Regions from separate parts of the Mus musculus genome. Here region 2 is linked to region 1. A link is a loop called in an ENCODE intact Hi-C map of the cell type or tissue named here. Cell type or tissue: heart. All regions are shown on one strand. Each heading gives the region's core, and the rest is flanking DNA. Links, peaks and the distances in the headings are about the cores only.

Evidence for each region. A loop is a pair of places that touch in the nucleus more often than their neighbours do. Peaks named below come from ENCODE experiments on the same cell type or tissue, not always from the same donor. Only the 100,000 strongest peaks of a DNase experiment are listed, where the experiment ranks them.
Region 2: a loop joins it to region 1, with 2.6 times the contacts of the local background. A loop is called at or near these places in 2 of 42 quality-filtered maps.

What each region holds. Positions count from the first base shown.
Region 1 is chrX:53,068,552-53,076,754 of GRCm38, forward strand. Plac1 (placental specific protein 1) reads right to left here. Exons shown (of 3, transcript NM_019538.5): 3 at 1,445-2,337. The coding sequence starts at 2,280. The coding sequence ends at 1,759. All of the region lies in intron 1 of Gm35988 (a long non-coding RNA gene), which reads left to right. Among named protein-coding and RNA genes, the nearest start is that of Gm35988, 8.8 kb to the left of the region's middle. In heart, for the core only: no CTCF peak of the experiment used is centred there; no DNase peak of the experiment used is centred there.
Region 2 is chrX:53,159,236-53,167,438 of GRCm38, forward strand. Gm35988 (a long non-coding RNA gene) reads left to right here. Exons shown (of 4, transcript XR_882310.2): 3 at 690-839; 4 at 4,066-8,203. It also overlaps a transcript of Plac1 not described here. Among named protein-coding and RNA genes, the nearest start is that of Plac1, 49 kb to the left of the region's middle. In heart, for the core only: no CTCF peak of the experiment used is centred there; no DNase peak of the experiment used is centred there; H3K27ac peaks cover 1,894 bases.

The DNA of each region.
Region 1 (8,203 bases), core at 1,090-6,089:
CCTCCCAAGTGCTGGGATTAAAGGTGTGCGCCACCACTCCTGGCATGAACTGCTTTCTTTTTTTTTTTTTATTACGTATTTTCCTCAACTACATTTCCAATGCTATCCCAAATGTCCCCTATACCCCCCCCCCACTCCCTTACCCACCCACTCCCACTTTTTGGCCCTGGCGTTCCCCTGTACTGAGGCATATAAAGTTTGCCTGTCCAATGGGCATCTCTTTCCAGTGATGGCCGACTAGGCCATCTTTTGATACATATGCAGCTAGAGTCAAGAGCTCCGGGGTACTGGTTAGTTCATAATGTTGTTCCACCTATAGGGTTGAAGTTCCCTTTAGCTCCTTGGGTACTTTCTCTAGCTCCTCCATTGGGGGCACTGTGATCCATCCAATAGTTGACTGCGAGCATCCACTTCTATGAACTGCTTTCTTAATCAGCCATGTCTCAATTCCCCTCCTCCCCTGCATCCTCGTGTGTGTGTGTGTGTGTGTGTGTGTGTGTGTGTGTGTGTGTGTGTGTGGTCTTACCATGTAGATCATATTAGTCTGAACTTGTAGCAATCCTCCTACCTCTTTCAAAAAGAAAAGTTTTCTTATTTTTAAACTGGGTATGAGAAGAGCACTTCTTTTACAAGATTGTAGAGAGGGCTAATGGAGATGTCTCTACTATCTGGAATATTTTCTTTCCAGATTATCTCAGTCTTCACATCCAAGACATAGTTCAAATGGCAAGACCCCAGAGGCCTGTTCCCTCCCCAGTTTCCCATGTCACTTTGTTTGAAGTTCTGCATAGCATTTGTCACTATCTGAGTTTATCTTTATTTACTTATTTGCTTACTAGCTATGCGACCTCAATTTCTCTGAGTCCCTTTCTTCTCACTACCATTTATTTGGTGTCCAGAGGCAGGTCTGCATGTAGTTTCACTGCATAATAAATAGTTGTTGACTTATTCACTTCCTCTTGTTGCTGTAAGCCTTTGAGAAAGCTAATGGACAGCCACACTTTGGGCTGGTTTCTGATAGTTTATATGTTGGGGGTGGGTGGGAGGGCTGTTATCAAAGCACTGTAAGTTTACGATCCAGTTCAGCCTTGGGAACCTAGCATGGGAGCATTGGAACGTGACTTGTGTGCTTCCCAGAACCACGGAGACTTGAAGATAACTAGCTTATCCTTTCTGTACATAAAAAATGGTACAGCTGGACATCAAACAAGGGAGACTTAGTGCTAAGCTTTGTGGTGGTAAACAGAAGACAAGAAGACGGGAAGTGTGGATACAGAGCAAGAGATTTCCCTTGGGAAAGGCTTTGTAAAGGAACCTGAAAGGGTGGGAAACCATCCCAGAGAGAAAAACCCAGGCACCAATGCTAGCAAACCACTTAGACTAATGCCTGTTCCGTAGATAAAATGAGATATATGTTTATGAAGCAAAACCATCCAACTGATAATTTATTGCCAATCAGAATTTTATTATTGTTTTAAAAGATACAAAAATAGTAAAAAAAAAAGTTACAATCAGCTATATATGAATTGACCCTTTCCAAAATTCCCCTAAAAGAGCTATCATGGCATCTATTTGGCTGACAGTAGAAAATGCTATATATTCATTTTTAGAAACAGAATTTTCAGAAGCCCTTACATCTGGGCACTATATGGGTTTCCTCAGATCATCTGAGTGAACACACTAGTCCCCAGAAACATTTGCACAGTCAGATGACTACACAAGAAGGACCTCCAAAGACTCTGTCCCATGATGGAGGGTTTACATGCTCTTTTGATTGTAGACATAAGGTGGGCAGCTGCAGTTGGGTTGTTCGCTAGGCTCTGGCAAGGTGAACACGTGGTAGGAAGTATCATTCTTCGGAGTCGCACCCATGTTGTTGCTAGGTGCTTTCGCGGAGTAGGGCTTAGTGAGCCAAGGGGACCGGCGAGGGGCAGCACAGGACACGGGAATCACATATTTCGTTGATGAGCCCTTGGAAGCATAGTGAATCTCAGAGCTATAGATGACGACATCTGGAGAGACAGCCTTGATGCGGATGCCACATTCGGTAACGCGGTAGTGAAACTGGTAGAAATGTGGGTGAACATGATTGGGAGGGCAACCAAGGCCCAGGTGCACCTCGTAAAAATGAACATACACATCATTATTCAGCAAGAAGGGGTGAACGGTGACCATGAACCAATCTGTCGAGCACAGCACATTCACTTGGTTTTGCTCCGAGTAGCTGAAGAGCATGAAGGCGACTAAGACAGTGCCTCCCAGGAACTTGCGAAGGTTCATTCTTGCAGCAGGTTAGGTGAAGACTCACAGGAGACAAGAAGGCGTCCAGGAAGGATTCTAGAACACACAAAAACGTAAGAGGCAAGTTACCTTAGGTGTTAGCTCAGTTATGAGTTTTTAAAAGAAGTGCAATTAGGGGATTATGTTTTTGTTTTTGTTTGTTTGTTTGTTTGTTTGTTTTTTGAGACATGGTCTTACTCTGTAGCCAAGGCTGGCCTGTAACTCACTATGTTGTATATTCTGGCCTTGGACTGTGACAATCCTTCTACCTCTACCTCAGAAGTGTTGGGATTTCACTGTAAGCCACCACACCAGGCTCAGAATGCTATTTTTGTTATTTGCTCTTGGTTTTATTTTTCTATTTTGTCTTCTCTCTCTCTCTCTCTCTCTCTCTCTCTCTCTCTCTCTCCCTCCCTCCCTCCCTCCCTCTCTCCCTCCCTCCCTCCCTCCCTCCCTCCCTCCCTCCCTCGCTCCCTCCCTCCTCCCTCCCTCTTTTCCTCCCTTTCTGAAATTTCTCTGATTTTATTTCTTTCTGAAATTCCTTTGATTTACAACATGGCCCAATGTATCAGAGAATTTTTTGGTCATCATGAGTTACAATGCTACTGATAATAGTTCCAGATGAATTAATTTGGTCATATTTAGCTAAGCCATTCAGCCAAATTTCAATATGTTGTTGTCAGGGATAAAATGTAATTTCTCCTTAGGGTTTGTTTTTTTTTTTTTTTTTTTTTTTTTAGAACTTGTTATATTTGATTGTACGAAGGTGTTTGCTCAGTTTGTTCTACTTCATTGTGGGGAGGTAAGTGTACAGAGGACAGAGGGCAGAGGACAAGCTTTAGGAGTTTCTCCTTCTACCACGTGGATTCTAGGACTTGAACTCAGGTCGTCAGGCTTGCCAGCAAGAGCCTTTATCCACTGAAACATTTCATCAGGCTTTTTCTTAGGTTTTAAAATTCAATTTGTTTGCTAAGAAAGTAGGTCATATTGAAGGACTCATTGGGATAATATATGTGAGAACATTACACCATTAAGGCAGATTAGGTTACTAGTTTAAACTGTATTTTTCTTTGATTTAATGTTTAATACGGAAACTGTTTCATTTGGATTTTTTTTTTTTTTGCTAGCCTTACACAAAATGGGATAACAACCCTGATCAGTGCAGAGTCTCATTCTCCACATGAGGGAACAATATGTGTTTTATACCAAAACAGTATGAGAAGGCCAACTTAAAGAAGCCATATGCCACCATTCCAGGCCCATGTTGCTCAGAGGTAGAACACTAACCTAGAATATGGGATGGCATGGATTTCATCCAAAGCCTGACCAAATAAATAAATAAATAAATAAATAAATAAATAAATAAATAAAGTCCCAACTGGCCATGCTAGTTATCTTTAATATGCAAGCTCCTGCAATGAAATTGAAATTCACTTCTGCCTCACATGGAAGTTTCTCTCTTCTCAGTACTTTTTACATTTTAAATGTGTATCACATATAAACTACTTAAAAGAAGGCCTACATTAAAAAGGAAGCATTTTGTTTATGCTTTCTTTCTGTGTAGATTGACTAACTAGCTCCTACATTCTTTGTCTCGATACTGTTACACTTGCTACCTTTTGGGTTCTTTTTGCCTTTTGCCTTTCAAAAGAGTGGTAGAGAGAGTGGCAGGGAGAAAAGAATAAAACTAAGAATAAGTGTCTAAAACATGGCTGCAGACGAAGGCAACAAGGGGAGAAAGGAGAATAACATCACGAGATAATAATTCAGCTTTCATTTTAAACATGGAAAAGCACATGAATCAAACGGAAAGTACCTAAACATTGGAAGGAAATACATGTACATAGTGTAGAGATTAGCTTTTGTTCCCTGCTAAGTATTCCCCATATAGATGATTTCATCCTTTGAAAAATATTTATTGAGTGCCTACTATATTCATAGCATCAGGCTAAGATGCTCCCCTAAGACATTACTCTTTCCCATTTGTAAACAGGCAGCCCTTTCTCTGCCTTTGCTCTGGACAGATATGCAGAGTTTTCAAAGGGAAAAACCGTGTGGAGGCCCACAAGGAGTGAGTGCACTGGCCTGGATTGGAATGCTGGGTTTCTGGTGGGTACCACTTGCTTGCTGGCTCTTGCTATCTTTCTTTTCTTCTCAATGACTGTTCATTCTCTCTGTAGTGTTGGGGGGGGTGTGATATAAAAAGAAGCCAAAGGAGACTTTTCTGTACTCTGTCTTTGTTCTGAATTGTTGCTAATGGGGCTGATTTTATTTTATTTTCTCACAAAAGCAACAATAGAAATGCAGCAGCAGCAGCAACACACACACAGAGACAGAGAGATAGAGACACACAGAGACACACATATAAACAGAGAGAGACAGAGACAGAGAATAACCCCCATCACTGTCATTTTGTCTGTTACTAAAGAAACCATTCTGTGCTAAAGATGCTTTAGACTAGCTTTCTGTCTCTCATCCCTTCCTCCCTCCCTCCCTCCCTCCCTCCCTCCCTCCCTCCCTCCCTCCCTCCCTCCCTCCCTCCCTTCCTTCCTTCCTTCCTTCCTTCCTTCCTTCCTTCCTTTCTCCATTCCTGTCTCCCCTTAGTTCCCTTTCCTTTATTTAACATGATCTCACTACTTGGGGCTATCTGTCTTGAACAAAATCCTTTTCATTAAGTAGTTCCTGGAATAGGCCGAGGAAACAATTCTTTCATCCCATTTTTGTTCTCAATCCCCAAACTGAGGCTCCAGTCGAAAGCTGTTCTGGTCCGGGAGTTAATCTGTCCATTTCCTCTCCCTTTCCCAAGCATCCTTTGTGTAATTCCCCCTCCTCTTCCCTTTTCTCATGAATAATCCAAATAAAGTTACCAAATGCCTACATTCTCCAAGAAAAAAGCCAGGCAATCACTTCAGACTATCTTCTTGTTCCACACCCACTTTTCAAGTTCTATTGCTCTTTTTCAGTTTGAAAGAAAGGGTTTGCTGACACCACTGTTTCAGCAATCACTTAGTACAAAACTTCAAACTTGGACAATGCAGAACCCATTTCCTCTAGCCAGCAACAGATTGCCATGTGACAGAAGCAATAAATGAAGATGCCTATGCACATGACGACATACCTCTGGACTCAGAAAAAAAGAACTTTAATGAAAGTCAGTGCAAACTATGCTCAAGGTCCCATAGCTCTGAGGGAGAAGGGAAAGGCTAGAGATTAGGAGGAGAGCAGAATGTACTTGATAATAGGTTTTCTAAGTCAGAGCCCAGTACTTCAAGGCTGTATTTTAGGACATGCCCCCTTTTGCTAAAAACACCTCATCAAAAAATACAGCAGCCATCCTCTCCCAGCTGCCTGCCCTTTGCAGGGACCAGGGAGAAGGGTGTGTTTGTCCACCCACGATGTACTCATTTGGGCTGGGGAATGGTTATAGGTCGTTCACCACACAGTGTGAATTCATCCCATGAGCTGGCTTTCCTTATACCTATCTAACTGAGATCATCTGGCAGCATAGGATCTAGAGAAGGGACCAAGAAGACTGGGGTTACCAGGGCCGAAGGCAGCTGAAGGGCTAAGAAGGGAAGTGGAAGATGATGGGAGGTACCAGACTGAAGGTATTTCAGCTCTAGATGGACCTGTACACAGCAGCCCAAGAGATGTGGGATTCGAGCACAATTCCAGCTAAACTCTCCGGAAACCATCAGTGCTAATGGGGCAGTTGGGGACCCAGGAGGATTGGAAATACAAAGACAGGAGTGCTCACCTTGTGACTACTGTTCAACTTCTGGCAGGTGGGCTTAGAAAACAGGTTTTAGAGTATGTATTATGGGAGCTGGATTTGGCCTTGATTGCAATTTTTCCCTGCAGTGAACTGAGACTTGTTGGTTTAATGAAACAGGGCTCAACTATGGAACATACCGTCATGAACTGAGCTATAGAGTGGCCAGGCAAACTCTTCTAACACCTGGATGCAAAGTGTTTGTTTTCCGTGCAGTTCCAGAGTACAAGGAACTTTTTGTTTTCTTGAATGTGGTTTATGCATATACATTTCCCACTAGTTCCTTCAACAGAAATTTTCCTTTGCTTCCCTTCCTCTACCAAGACTGCCCCTATTCAGAATAGTCCTTTACATTCAAAATGCATGAAATGAGGGTTAGGAAGATGGCTCACTGGGTAAATCGCTTGTGCCGTAAGCAGGAGGACCAGATCTCCAGAAGGTAGGTACAAAGTTGCTTGGCTGCCTGTAATCCTAGAGGCCAAGAGGCGGGCGGAGCCACTGAATCCATGGAACAGCCTGAATAGACAGACTAGACAAAATGGTAACCTTCAGGTGCGGTGAGAAACTATAATGTCGTGCCACCATGCCACGATCTCTACAGGGAATGGCTGAAAATGTTACTTGTAAAGTTAGGTGGGGATGTAGTTAAAGTGGAAAATAACAATTGGAATAACAAAATAGATACAGTTGTCCTTCACTATGTAGGGCTGGTTCTCGGAGCTTGGGGGAATACCCAAATCTGCAGATGCTCAACTCTCTTATACAAAAAGCATACAATCCAGCCCCATCCGTCAGGCCACTCATCTCTAACTTAGCTCTAGATTACTTATATAAACGGTATGGAAACAGTCATTAGGTTGTACTGTTCAGGGGATAATAGCAAAGACAGTGCATATATGGTCAGTACATAGCCAAAAGTTTTCCTCAAATATTATCAATCTGTGAATGCGTCCATGGAATGAAAAGAGTATATTCATGTTTTTAGAATAATTTATGGGGGATAATATGATATTATGATATAGTTGACACAAGTTATTTACTATCTCCATCAGTTCTAAAACAGTGAATCACAATCCGGGCCATGACCTTTTTGGGGGTGGAAGGACCCTTTCACAGGGGTCACATATCTCATATCCTACATATCCGATATTTACATTATGATTCATAATGGTAGCAAAATTACAGCTATGAGGTAGCAACAGAAATAATGTTATGGTTGGAGGTCACCACAACATGGACTGCATTAAGCGGTCACAGCATTAGGAAGGTTGAGAACCCGTGTTCTGAAACTTAAAAATAGAACCTGGTGTAAGTGTAAAAGGTAGCAAATTGGTTAAAAGAACAGAGTTTCACTGAGACCAGAAGAACAAGTTTGTGTTTGTGTGTGTGTTTGTGTTTTATTCTATGTGTGCATGTGGAGCCCAGAGGTAGACTTTAGGTGTATTTTATATTGATTAAAATATAGGGACTTTGAAATTTCAGGACGCTTTTCTTTTTTATTTCTTTAGATAGTGGCCTACTATGTAGGGCTGGCTGGCTTGGAACTTCCTATGTAGGCCAGATTGGCCTCAGACTCAAGAGATGGGTCTGTCTCTGCTTCCCAAGTGCTGATATTAAAGGCTTGAGCCACCATGTCTGGATTACAAAGCTTTCTAAAAGACACAAAAACTCAAGTGCAAATCAGTTTTGTGGCGTTACTGAGCACAGTGAGAAGCCTAAAACACAAATCTCCCAGAAAGCAGGTGGGAATTTTGTCCGCCCATCTCCTCTGATGTCACTAGAGACATGTAGGAATTCTTCGTGGAGAACTGGGAGGGGAATTAAGCTAAACACTTCCACATCTGTTTTTGGAACAGTTTGGAGAAAGAGATCACTCCATAAACCCCTGGAAGCTGTCTGGTTCGACAGTTAATTTATTTTTAAAATTCAGTATACTCGAGACAGCAAAGTGATCATTTGTATATTGTTTTCCCAGACTCTTGTTGTCAAAACAAAGGGAAACAAAGAGGAAAAGGAAACTCCAAAAGAGCATGCAATTAGCTCGGGAAAATAGAACGTCAGAGCTTGGATTTGCAACAAAGTTTGCTCATTCTTTTGTATCTTCTTTGAAGAAAAAGGAGTCAGAGTTGCAATAAAGGGTCTTCTACAGAA
Region 2 (8,203 bases), core at 1,294-6,293, 91 kb after region 1:
TGGGAGTGTTTTCCTTCTCAAAAAAAAAAAAAAAATCCATGTGGCTGGAAGACAAATCTTTAGGATAATTATGTGTTGTCATGTCTGTGGCAACACAGATAAAGTTATGGTCAAGAACACACACCTCAGAATGGGTCAAACAAGCTAGCTGACAATACCTGAGAGAGTACACGGCAGGCAGGGCTTTTCTACTCTGCCGATGGAAGAGTGGATTGGTAAAACCACTTTTATAATGGTTTCACAACACAGACCAAACTAAATAACACTTAGCAGTTGGTTTGTCAACTTTGTGACAGTGTAACAAAGTTTAAATTGCATCTGTGTCAGAAAGGGATGCTGTTGTGGAAAATGAGAGCTGGAAGAGACCCTCTGGATCATGCCCTACCCCATCTCTTAGAGACTATTAAATTGATAAGGAAACAAAAAAGCACCGAAGGCTGTGAGCTCTAGTCGATGTAAGAATTAAGAGTTAGGACAACATTGCTAGGAGCTGTTTTCTGTCTTTTTATCTTCACTTTTCAGGCAAGCCACCTAAAGCCTTATAACCACTGAGCAGTGGGGCTAAGATACTGGCGTGGCAAGTCCCCTCCAGTCCTCACACTAGAAGCTACTCTGGCAGTGGATGTCAGGCACAATTCATCGCTCTGGATTCTGGGTATCATGTTCTGTTTTGATTTCCTTCTCCCCAGGGATGTCTCAGTTTTTTACCAAAAAGGCCACGGGAAGGAGAGGTGACAGGTTTCTAGCTGGTCCTAACTGCCAGCTCACATTTCCCTACCAGAATTCCACACAGACAAAGCCTCAGCTTCAAGGCTGGAGGCAGAGGCTTCTGAGACAAGGTAAGTGGGTTGTTTTTGTTTGTTTGTTTGTTTTCCTTCTGGTTCGTCTCAGTCACCCTGGGATTGGGGCAGGATGGACCAAGTGCCTTTCAAACAAAGCAGAAGCAAGCCCCTCCTTACCCCTTCTACTTTCCTCAGTGAGCAGAAAGCACATTGCTGGTTTTAAGCAAAACCAAATGAGTCGCCCTGTTTGCACTGGATGGCAGCAGTGCAGGATAGCCTGGTGGAAATGGGTCAGGCCTTGGCAAATAGTTCCCCAGAGAGACCCTCCTAAAGAGACCTAGGCCATGTTTCAGACATCAGTGTTCTCCAGCCAGAAGGAGGAAGAGGAGGCAGCTGAGCCTCAGAGATTCACACCCCGAAATTTGTTCCCAAGAGTAGGCAGGAGAGTGATTTTAGAGGCTACCTCTTTTCTTGGTCTTTCTCATCTTTAGGGCTCTTCTTTCATGAGTTTAGTGGTCTCTCAGGGTTCCACTGTAATATCAGCATTTCCACAATGCCTGCTATGATCACTTAGGGATGATTCGACTTATCTTACTGCAATGAGTCCATTTTCTAGTACAATTGATTCCCGAGCTTAGGTTGAACTCCTGGCCGCAGCGCTCTCCAGCACTGTGATGTTGGGCAAGGTACTCTACATCTCAATTTCTCAGTTCTGTCATGGATAAAATCAAGTTATCAAGAATGCTACAGGGTTGTTCAGCCTAAGAGGTGACACGCATTAAGGATGTGGACGCTTGCTTCATGCATTGGAAAGTTGGACAGAAGCAAAAGCTGCAGACCTCACTTGCGAGAAATGCCATGCTTGGAGAAAACACTGTATTTTGTGCCCTCACAGTAGAGAAAGCCTAGATCCAACAGGAGGTATTAAGGAAGACTTTCAGAGGGAAATCTGAAGGATAAAGTAGGGACCAGCAATGGGGATATATGGGAGAATGAGCATTGGAGACAGACAGAGCAATATGTACCTTGACAGAGAGGAAACTGATTGACATAGGAAAACGGGGGCTGGGGGGGGGTAGGAGTACTAATCTAGCAGGGTTAGAGCTGGAGATGCTAGGAGGTAGAAGAAAAGACCTGGAACTGTGGGTGGCCATTGGCTACAAAAGGGGCCTTAGCAGCCTAGCTACTCTCCCTAAAGCCTCTCCTTCTCCTCTGAGTCAGGCCAGCCTGTTCTTGGCCTTGGGGTATGCCCTGGATCATGATAGTGGCTTGGCATGGGTTCACAGGAGGCGGCACCCAAGTGCAGGAAATGCCGGTGGTGGGGATGGCTCTGCATCCGGCTAATGTAACTGTCACGGCAGCCTCACCACCCCACCCCCACCTTGGGAAACACATTCTTGTCTGTTTCTGGAAAACACGTGTGTAAGCAAAGTTGGGCTGGATGGCAGATGAAAGGTTTTTTTTTGGTTGTTCTTTTTAACAACAAGCACCAATGGCCCAGCTCCTGTCATCTGGGAGCCTTCAGCCAACCTTGAGTGTTCACCTGAAAAAATGGTTCTGCAATGCCCAACTCCCCTGGGTGGTCCTATTCTAATTTGGGGACTGTTCTTCATACAGTGGTTCCCTGGTAACCTCCCTGCAGAGATCCAGCAGGCAAGGGAAAGCAGCCGCCTCACGCCTGAGGAATGCCTAGTGAACCCCCTCCCAGCTCCAGCCTCTTGGCTCCCAGAAATCAACAGCTCTGCTCTTCTGGGCCAATGTTTGCAGAAAATGTTTGCAGACTTCATAGCATGCCACTTCCAAGACTGATTAGCAGTCAGGCAGCCAATCTTGCACTCCTATTTGGAGAACAAAACGTTAAGAAGGTGGTGGGCTGGCTGGGTACAAGGGTAGAGATGGAGGAGGTCAGGGCCGTTGAACTCAGCAAAGCCCTTCAGCTTGCTTAGCTGAGTTCAGTGTCAATGAACTCCAGGTTCTGAGTAGATCACCAAATCTCCCTGCCTTCGGTGGCCTGGCATCTCTGAAGCAGTTTGTGTTGACTGTTCTTTTCTGACCCAATGGAACTAAGTCACAGCTTAGTCCCCAGTCCTGCCATGTAAACAAGACAAGGATGTCACAGCTCTTAGCACTTGGGCCAGAAACAGGAGTCCTTTCCATCCTTCCCTGTTGTCTTGGGGCTCTGGCATCCAGACTCCCTTCCCTGTCATTATCACCTGAGGGCATTAGCGCATTTCAAAGTTTGCAAGCTCTGCCCCAGCTCAGGGCTGGCAGTTTCACATCTTTGTGTGAAGCCTGGGGTCTGTGTGCTTAGCAGTTCTCAGCAAGCATAATGACCACCCAGTCTCCTTATTTCTTAGAAATGGATTTAACCCTACAGAAAGACACTCCTACAACAGGCTGAGGTCTGAGTTTGCCAGACCTCCTGGTTTTGCCTACGATAGCCCAAAGTTAAAAGTTGTTTTGCCAAGTGCTTTCCATCCTGGTGAACTGAAAAGCAGCGAAACAGCATAGAATGACAAGAGTGTTTAAGGAAAATAAAAGGTAACAGAGATCAGTGTGACATGTAGCACTTTGGCCAGAAAAATCAATTATACAAACAGTATAGCAGAAAACTGGTTTAGCGATAGACAAGTAAAAGAAAAAGATGTGGGGGTAGGGATTAGGGAGGTCTCTGGTGTATGTCAATACATAATGTAGCCAGTGGAGCAGAAAGCAAAAGTGGTTTCAGAATAAAAGCGGTCTGCCCTGACTTCAGATAGTAAACAAAACTGGGTTGAGTCACTAGGTCGAATTTAGAGCATAACCAACGTATGAGTAAGAGTGATGTAGCTTGCAGTAGGAGTCATGGTTATGCCTTATCTGCCTTCTTATCAGACTATGAACCTGTTTGTTATATCCACTGCTATATCCTCCACATGTAATACAGTGCTTACCAAAGAGTATAGGCTCAATAAATGGAACAGAATTTCCTGAATACATGAAAAGAAAAGCTTACTCAGTTGGAACATTCAAACTTATGCAATCCTTTCCAATAGAGGCGATCCTACAATTGAAGGGGCACAAGGACAGGACGGACAGTCATGTGTTGAGGTGACTTCAGAGTGCAGGTTCAAGAATCACTGAAGATCTTGAGGACATATCCCTCCGACTTATACTATATGATCACTATGGAGAACAGAGGGGTAGACAGGGAGTGTCTAGGTTGCCCCAGGACCTTAACTGACAAGGTTTGCAGAGGCATCAGAGTCCCAAGTTCTCACTTATGCTTCCCTTCTATTTACAGGTCACATGGTGTCTTTGGAGCAGCTGCCGTGGCTGTACTAAAGCCAGTCAGTACTCAGTACTCTTGCTCAGTTATAGGTTGGTGCTACTTGCCAGACCAGCTACTTAACTAAATCCCTATACTCCCAACAATACAGCCTTCCTAAATGAAAACCTCAAGGGGAAAAGTCATGATTGTGAGGAAGGGAAGAAACTCATTCATAAGTTCTTCACTTGGGACAAACAAACAAACGATTCATGTTATAGCAGCAAACAGCCAAGGGGCTAGTTGCTGGTTGTGCTGAAGTAGCTGCTGTAGAGTGCTCTGTAACAAGCAACTGCCGGGAATGAGGATGGAGGCCAGACTTGAGACTTCAGAGACTGAAGCTGGTGTGCTGTTCCTCATTAGTAGATGTAGAACTGCTCTGCTTTGTCTCCCCATCCTCCCACCCCGTGCCCTGGAGTCTTATCATTTTGGAGGCTCCTTCAGCTATACTCTGGTTTTCCGAGGGCCACAGTGAGAGCCACAGTCTTTGTGTAAGCCTTGAAAGGGTCTCACCATGTCTGTCTGTTTAAGTTGAAACCACCTTTTTGGGGAATCCTCTCTGTGCTGACCACGGAAAAGGTGTGTGAGTGAGTCTCTGTGGGGCAACTTTTTTTTTTTTAAGAGAGAAAGAAAAAATAAGAGTAAGGGAAGGGAGAGATGAAGGAAGGGGGATGGTGGGAACGAAAAGGTCAGTACATTTTTGTGACTAGAGTGAGAAAGAAAATTATCCATCCTTCTGTGGCCACTTTTTTTTTTCCAGCTAAAAATTTTGTCGTATAGTTGGGTAGGGTAGCTCACCTCTATATTCCTAGCACTCAGGAGGCTGAGGAAGGAGAAGTGTCATGAGTTTGAGGGCAGCCTGGGCTACAGGGTGAGTTCCAGGCTAGCTGGGCTACAGAGTGAGACACTAGTTGAACACCAAAGGGGGCCAGTGAGATAGCTTAGTACATGAAAGCATTTGCCAGCAAGCCTGATGACCTAAATTTGATCTCTGGGATCCACGAGGTAGAAAGAAGGAACCAACCCTTACACATTATGCTCTGACCACCATAGTGTGTGCCATGGCACACACCCAAGTACTACCCTCACCCAATAAATAGAATCCAAACAAGCAACCAAACAACAAACAGAGCACAATAAGGTTCACTACCTTCATGTGAAGCATCATTGTAGGTCCCCAAATTAAACATTGCAAAGGGAGTTTAGTGGACCAACTGATCCCAAACAAGAGTGGCATAGAATGCAGAGCCCACCCTGGCTTCTAAATTCTCTCCTCTAAGGTAGCCTTCCTAGCAGAGGAAAGACATTCACTGATAGTGTCAAATTATTAGTCAGATTTTGGATGGTAGAGCTTGACACTATTTATCCAATTAAATTTGCATACACTACCTTTTGCTATGCATGTGTGGAGGGAAGAATATCTTAATTCCACAATGAGAACCCAGAGAGAATCAATCAAACAGACTTGGGTCCTGTGAACCAGTCACCCAATGTTCTTCATTTGTCTCTATTTCCCTATTAATGAGGAGAAAATGTCACTATAATCCAATGCAGGGTCTGGGAACATTGTCCATACAATCTCTAACTCTCCTAGAGATGAAAGGAAAATGATGAATAGGTGACTTCTATCCTTTACTTTTATGGAGCTACACATCTGTTGGGTATGATTTCAACTCCTCGTGGAATGAAACACAAGACATTTTTGCCTTAGACATCAAAATCTTGGTCCAATATCTGACTTGAGAGCCACTTACAATATAGACCTTTTGTGACGTTTCACAAATTTAATGGCCATGGGAAGACCCTAAAGTAACCCAAAGGGACAATATTCCCCCAGTGATTCTATCTTTGGGATAAAATGTATAAAATATTCTAAATATTCAAAAATCTATTTCTTAGCCTCAGGCTTCAGAGCCTCTTGGGAAATTTGAAACAGACCTAAGGGGCTACTATTTATCTTTGCCAAGCCTAGTAAACATAATCCATAATGTTATTCAAGAATGCAATGGAATAATATACATACAGGTAACATTACACAAATTGAACAGATTGTATGTATACACATACAATATATACATGTATATATGCATATAAACATAACACAAAGAAAAAAGGTCATGAATCCGAGAGAGAGAGAGAGAGTGAGAGAGGGTAGAGGATACATTGGAGGAATTTGAGAGCAGAAGAGAAGGGAAATGATCTAATTATAATTTTCAAAAATTTGTATTAAAAACGAATGCCATGGAAGGTTGGAAAGTGAGTGATGGTAGTGTGTGTCTCTCACAAACCCCAACAAGAAAACCACACAGGCAAAAAGGAAGGCCAAAGTGAGAAGGACCTCAAGACAAACCAGACTTGCTTCTTCCAGCACTCATCCCATAACCTCAATTGCATCCGCCGCGACCCACAAGCTTGTGTGGCCCACAGAAATGGGTAATTCAGAGCTACAAAAAAACATAAAAGTGGCCGCCTCTCAGCCAGCGACTGACTGGGTTCAACCCTTGCCTACTGCTTCTATTGGTTTTGCCTAGATGTGCCTAGGACAGACCCCACTGAATGCTTTGGTTATAGAAGGAACTATTTGGTTGCATTGGAGAAAAAACAGATGATGACTTCCTGCATTGGCTTCTCATACTCTTCTCTTTCTGTTTTTACTGCTAGAAACATGAACACGACAGAATTTCCAGCATAATAGAAAAAAAAAAGATCTGGGCAAAAACTCTGCTCCCAAGACCCACTGGACAGGGTTTTGTGTATATTTGAGGGGGATGCAGGGATCAGGTAAAGAATGTTTGTTGTCCTCGTTTTTTTAGCCCAGGAACTTCAGACAAACCCTAATAATGTCTTAGGCCTCCATCATCAACAACCTAGAATGTGGAGAACTGTAGTGGGGATGTGTCTGAGGCAGGGGTCCTCAGACCTCACCGAGGAACACAACAATCCATCCCTGAGAACCAGGATCAGCAGGCTTTGTCCTGAGCCCATGGGTAGCCCTATTGTTTCTGTTCACAGCTGAGCTGGCTCTGATTCAAGAAGGAGAAGGTAAGGAAATCCCATCTGCGCTGCCGCCTGGCCCCTTCCGCCTTTCCTGTGCTGGAATTCTAGACAAAGCAAGTCCAAGACAGAAGCTGGTGAAGTTCACTCGTCTCCCAATGGGGCCTCCTGAAACATCTTGTTTCTCTCTGACCAGGATACAAATAAAAGTGGCCTTTTCCGTCCTGCCCGTCTGTATCCTCAAAAGAGGGAAGTGCAGTAGGCAACTGATACAGAAGCTCTGAGTTTATGAGATTCCTTCTGGGGCTGGAGGAAGAGTGTAAATTCCCAGGTTGACAAGATCACCACATGGTGCTCGAGTGTGACGCTAGTCTGGCCTCCTCGCCATGCTTCAGCCAAAGGTACAACACAGACTAGGTTAACTCGGGAACAAAAGAGGCTTTCTTTGGCAGAGTGACCTTCCATAAGTCACTTAACCCTTCCCTGCTTCTTGCTGCCGTGTGACTGAAGCCATAAATTATTACTTGCGCACGTTCGGCTGCTCAATGGAAAGTAAAGAAAAAGGGGTGAATTTGTACCGTCACTCTACTGAGGAAACTTTGTCCATTCAAAGCCAGGTTACAGAGTGGCCTTTATTTTAATTAAAAAGCATCTGGAAATGGAAAAGCCTGTTTGGCTCAGGGCCTCCTCCTTGGAGAAGAACGGAGGCATGTCATCTGGCTGGGCCTTCTCCTGGCTGTCTCAGTGGGAGCTGGAGAGGGAGCTGCTGAGGCTTTAGCACATTTTTTGTGACAGGAACAGATAAGCCTCACCGAATGTCCTGCTCCCTTGGCTGCTGTTAGGAGCCTTCTCTAACACACCATCCTCAGCTAAACCCTGCAACAGCAGGCATCCTCCACAGTGGATCTGCTACCCTGGCTCTGAGGGAAGTGGGGGAGGCTAGCTTGAAGCTTATATCCTCCAAGATATGGTCGAGCAACCCAGTGCTGGGGTATGTTTCTGCATCCTCCTTTACCCAGTGCTGACAGCAAAAGTATTTCTAGATAGCCTCCTGTGCCTGGGTTTTTGTGTAGGCAGTAGGCTCCAAGCCCTGCTTTTCACAGAGCCCGGGATGACTGGC